Regions from separate parts of the Homo sapiens genome. Here region 2 is linked to region 1. Evidence: read pairs that join two places in POLR2A ChIA-PET (ENCODE). Cell type or tissue: K562. All regions are shown on one strand. Links, peaks and the distances in the headings refer to the core of each region. The heading gives the core; the rest is flanking DNA.

The links. Peaks named below come from ENCODE experiments on the same cell type or tissue, not always from the same donor. Only the 100,000 strongest peaks of a DNase experiment are listed, where the experiment ranks them.
Region 2: POLR2A ChIA-PET joins it to region 1 with 6 read pairs; 3 of 35 experiments call an interaction of 5 or more read pairs at or near these places.

What each region holds. Positions count from the first base shown.
Region 1 is chr17:38,323,590-38,326,390 of GRCh38, reverse strand. GPR179 (G protein-coupled receptor 179) reads left to right here. Exons shown (of 11, transcript NM_001004334.4): 11 at 1-1,820. Among named protein-coding and RNA genes, the nearest start is that of GPR179, 19 kb to the left of the region's middle. In K562, for the core only: no CTCF peak of the experiment used is centred there; no DNase peak of the experiment used is centred there.
Region 2 is chr17:38,254,695-38,257,495 of GRCh38, reverse strand. It overlaps the pseudogene NPEPPSP1. Among named protein-coding and RNA genes, the nearest start is that of MRPL45, 41 kb to the left of the region's middle. RefSeq lists an enhancer at 1-459. In K562, for the core only: no CTCF peak of the experiment used is centred there; DNase peaks (open chromatin) are centred at 85 and 1,155; H3K4me3 peaks cover 1,624 bases.

The DNA of each region.
Region 1 (2,801 bases), core at 9-2,508:
AAAGAGCTGAATCAAAGACAGCTTGGCCACTTCCCCTCCTTGAGAAGACCAGAAGTCAACCCATCCCAAAGACAAACTGCATGAAAAGGGTACAGCTTAGACCCCAATGGGAAGGCCCACCCTCTCTTTACTTCTAACTTTTCTTCCTGTTTGAGGAAACAAAGACTGGACACTCTACTTCTAAGGACGCCTCCCATCCACCTACAGTACTCACAACACAAACCACCCGAGTCTGGACACTCACCCACAAAGCCACTGTTAGGGATGAAAAAAGTCAGTTGTGCCCAGCCTACCTTCTCTCACAGGGGGACCCAATTCTCTGAAGTCTACGATGGAGCATTTTTTGAGAAGAAACTAAACCATACAAAGTGTTGGCAACGTAGGGATGGTGGACCACAGAAGGCTATAAAGGCCACCATAGAAAGCTGAAGAGCCATTTAATTGAAGCGGAAGATAAATTGGGGGAAAAGCTAAAATGACTCAAAATAGGGGCCTGAAAATGCTTTAAGGACCTTGTCATTTTGACTTTGAATCTCCTGTTTCTGCTTTATTGCTTCTCATACCTGCCCTGCTTGACTGCTGAAGCAGAAACAATCAGGCACGCTGACACCCTTATCAGCATCTGGCATCCAAAGCAACATCAGAGAGAGAGAACACAGAAGAAAAGCAATTGCCCCAGGTCCTCCCCACAGTCAAGGGAGCTCTTCCTTCCAGACATCCTTGTGTGCCTCTTGCTAGTTTTTTAGGGGGTCTCCCCCTCTTCCTGCCCTAGCTCTCACCAGTCTCCAGAGCTCGTCTCACTGGCTCATTTCCTTCCCCCTAGCTTTTCAGCGCTGCCATCAACAGGACCTCTCTCTTTTGTCAAGGCAACTGGAGTCAAGGGGAATCTCTGGTTCTGATGCAAGACCCATCCACCCTCCCCCACCCCTCCCCGCCCAAGAATCACTTGCTCAGTAACAAGAGGCCACATCAATCTCCTTCCAGAGGAGCTCAAGAAAGGCAGTCCTGTACACAGCCAGCACTCTACTTCTTCTGCCCTCTAAAAGAGGAGTGCTACAGGGCAAGTTAGAAGCCTGAGAGCTGGGAAAAGGGCACTGTGTGAAGACAAAGCCTTCTTTCTTAGGGAGCTCTCTCTTTCTTGGCTCCCTTCTCTCGTCAGTTCAGGCTACACTTGCTTAAGCAGTACTAGATTACAAATTGCTGGGATTAGATGATAATACCAGAGGGAAAGGAAGAAGGAGAAAAACATACAAAGAAGTCCCAAGATTGGCAAAGGGAGGTGGGAGAGGGGGGAAGGGGCAGCTAGAGAAGGCAGAGCTGCACAGGGGCACTAAAGATGGCAGTAAGTCACGCCCTCTAACAGTACAACAGTACAGACATTGATGTCATTCATGGGGAGAAAAAGACAAACAGGGAGACCAAATACCCAAAGGGAAAAAGAGCCATTAACATCTAGTCTGCATGTAAATATGCTGGGCGGTTATGGGACTTCACAGAGAAAGTAAAAAAGTACTCCATTTCCAAAAGGGAACAGAGGAATGGAGTAACCTACTCTCCTTTGGGGACCAGATGTCCTCATTCTCTTACCTAGGGCCCTTATTCTGGGCTTTTGGAGCAGTAATTGAAGTGTGTTGTTGTTCTGGGCTCTGGCTAGTTAGCCTTACGGCTTCTGAGCTAAAGTGGATTTTGCTGTGCACCCCAAAACAATCCCATTGGGTCTGGTCTAGCTGGAAACAGCAAAGTTGCCGCCAAACACACTCTTGTGAAATAAACCATGGGGTGGGGGGGGCGGGGCGGAAATAAAGAATGCTTTTTCTTGACATTGCAGTTGGCTCTAGCTTATTCATGATTATCTTTTTTTAACATTTTTAAACAGTAACAGAAGATAGATAAGGAAAGAACAATGCCTGCTCCAAAGCTCAAGGTGCACTGCAGTCTTGGGACTTTGGGTTATCTGGCTAATGCTCTGCTAGTGCCCAGGTCAGTGCTGACACTGCAGATGGTCTCTGCCTGGTCCTTCTAGCCAGCCCCTCACATCTGGAGGCCATTTGCTCAGCTGGATTTAATCCCAAGGGGAAATGGAAATTGCACTCATCCTCTGGCTCTCTGGTGGCAGCTACTGCTTAGCTCCTATTTAGGATTATCTAGAGAACCCTGAGATATCCAGGGGAGTGGGATGAAACAGCTTATTTGAAGCACTATTTTTACATATTCAAAGGAATCAATGTATCATTTACCCACTAAGTGTGCTTTTTTTTTTTTTTTCATTTCTTTGCTTCCTTACCCTGCAAGGATTATTTCCCCTTCCTCCATACTCCCTGGCAGTGGGTCCTGCTCAAAAGCACGTCCCTTCTCATTTTGCCTTAATCCAGGGCTCAGGCAAATAGGATGTGACCAAACCTCACTTGGGCAGTAATTAAAGTGATGTACACTTTAAGCCAAAAAGGTTGGGACTAAGCAGCATGATGAGAGTGGTTGATGAGAGACACCAGGGCTGTCTCTTCCCTAAATATACATACCTTTGTTTCCATAGTTAACACTTAACAGGCCAGGCATGGTGACTCACACCTGTAATCCCAGCACTTTGGGAGGATGAGGCAGGCAGATCACCTGAGGACAGGAGTTCGAGACCAGCCTGGCCAACACATAGTGAAACCCCATCTCTACTAAAAAAAAAATTCAAAAATCAGCCAGGCATGGTGGCACATGCCTGTAGTCCCAGCTACATGGGAAGCTGAGGCAGGAGAATAGCTTGAATCCAGGAGGTGGAGCTTGCAGTGAGCCGAGATCGTGCCACTGCA
Region 2 (2,801 bases), core at 84-2,583, 69 kb after region 1:
CCCGCCCTGCGCTCGCGCGGGCAACCCTACGCCCTCCCGCCCCGCCGGCCGCGCCCTCGTCCTCGCCGCTCCGCCCTCTGCCCCGGCGTGCGCGCGCACTCCACGGGGGCGCGCCCGGCCGGCGGGGCCGCGCACGCAGCCGCCGCCACCACTTCCCCCTCTCCATCCCTCCTTGCTGGCCCTCCTCCCCTTCCCTCCCCTCCGCCCCCTTCCCCGTAGGCAGCTCGCCCGCCAGTCCGCCCGCACCGCCTCCTTCCCAACCCCTAGCGCTCCGGCTGGGTCTCTCCCCCGCCCCCCAGGCTCCCCCGGTCGCTCTCCTCCGGCGGTCGCCCGCGCTCGGTGGATGTGGCTGGCAGCTGCCGCCCCCTCCCTCGCTCGCCGCCTGCTCTTCCTCGGCCCTCCGCCTCCTCCCCTCCTCCTTCTCGTCTTCAGCCGCTCCTCTCGCCGCCGCCTCCACAGCCTGGGCCTCGCCGCGATGCCGGAGAAGAGGCCCTTCGAGCGGCTGCCTGCCGATGTCTCCCCCATCAACTGCAGCCTTTGCCTCAAGCCCGACTTGCTGGACTTCACCTTCGAGGGCAAGCTGGAGGCCGCCGCCCAGGTACAGCGACCCTCGGGCCCCGGGGCAAGCTGCGGGGCGAGCAGTTAGGCCGCGCCCGCGGGCTGGACTCAGGGCCCGGCCGGGAGGGCGGGCGGGCCTCGAGTCGGGGCTGGGCGGCCGCAGGGCGCCGGGTTCGGCGTGCTCTGCCTTTCTCTGTTGGGGCTGGGGCTGGGGCTGGGGCTGGGGCTGGGGCTGGGGCCGGGGCAGGGACCGTGGCCGGAGCTGAGGCTGGGGCTCGGGCTGAGGCCGCGCTGCGGGAGCTCTGGGGAGCCGGCGGCCCGGCCATTGCGCCCCTCCCCGGCGAGCACACCTGTGTGGGGCTTTCCCCCCCGCCCCGGACCCTTCTGGGCTTGATAGTGTTCCGGGGGAGGCTGGAGGGTGTTGGGGGAGGACGGAGAGGTCATGGGAGTCCCCGCTCTGCCTAACCACCTGACTCAGTTCTTTCTTTGGTTTCTCTCTACACCTCTCGGGTGATAGATTGGAGGGAGTGGTCATTTGGGACTCTGGCCGCCGCGTTGGAGCGAGGAGGGGAGCTTCTAGAAGGGCGGGAGAGGGTGAGAACGAGAATGTTAATCCTAGGCAGCCTCTCTGACTTCTCCCCGCCTGCTCCAGCCCAGGGGCTGGGTTTCCAAGATGATCCGCCCCCTCCCCCTTTCCCTCAAGTGACAGTGCAGCAGTGACTTTGTTCTCTCCTAACCTCTAGAGAAGCTGTGGGAGGACCCCATCTCCGCTTTTCCACCTATCTTCCTAGCTTTGCGGCCTTCGAAGCTGGTGGATTTATTGCTACCGTGATGGTTGCTTAGCAGTACCTTCCTCTCCCAAGAAGCTGGCTGGGCGCAGTGGCTCATGCCTGTAATCCCAGCACTTAGGGAGGCTGAGGCGGGCGCACTTGAGGTCAGGAGTTCGAGACCAGCCTGACCAACATGGTGAAACCCCCGTCTCTACTAAAAATACAAAAATTATCGGGGCGTGGTGGCGGGCCCCTGTAATCTCAGCTACTCGGGAGGCTAAGGCAGGAGAATCACTTGAACCCGGGGGGCAGAGGTTGCAGAGTCGAGATCGCGCCACTGCATTCCTGCATTCCAGCCTGGGCGACAGAGTGAGACTCCGTCTCAAAAAAAAAAAAAAAAAAAAGGAAAGAAAGAAGCTATTAGTTATAACATACCACCGGTGAAAATATTCCATTACTCTTCACTGCAGTTTTTGGTGAATCATACTCCCCTCCCTCCTCCCGCAGCATTATCTGAAGTATTGTTTGATTTTGGAGACCATCAGTATAGATGCCCGACAAACATCCTGCACAATAGGCATTTATGATACTATGTAACAGGAAGCCTGTAATAAAAATGGGAACTGTTTGATAGTTATCTGTAAATAGAATGTTAGTAAATATATTTTGTTTCATTTCTTTTCCTACTGCAGTCTGGGGTCGGGGGAAATCAGTAGGCTCCCACCTTAAAGAACATGGTGTATATAGTAATGAAATGAAGTGAAGACTTGTGCTCGAATGAATTGAATGTTGGTAGTTGTCTTTGAAAACCAAGAGGGTACGGTACTCAGATTAAAAATATGTCTAAAAGTACAGAATTTAAAAGTATAGTTATCTATACTTTATACTTATCTGTGATAGATAACTATAGCTGTCACATTTGGGGCATTGGTGTGAAAGCAAGAGGGCTCTAGGATTTGGCAGCATCAAAAGGCAGAACTTAGTGAAAATCAGGTGATTTAAAATTTTTCCATTAAGAATATGAATCAGAACGAATGCATCTTGGGTCTAAATTAGAATTTGAGAAGGTTATTTGGGAAACTGTGGCTTAAGCCAAGTGACTAGAGTGTTTGATATATATTGGCAAGGGGCAGATGGGAGGGATTGTAAACAGTAGTGTGTCTTGTGACTTGGCAAACCTTTGGGAAAGAGAACCTAGTGATGAATGAGTTCGCATTATGTGAAAAGACTAACATTAAAAAAAACATTTGTTTCTTTACCCCATTAGTTGCCAAAATGGATTCATAATTTTTGGAGGCAGACATATTTTGGGAAAAGTCTAGAAAAAAGTACAGATTTTTAAATAATTACTTATTAAAGAAGTGAGTTTGATTTAAGTATCGGGATAGAACAACAAGCAGTGACATGTTTCTCCTTACCTCTTTTCTACTTTAGTGGAAGACTGGTTTGTGCCATTGAGTGAGCATATGGTAA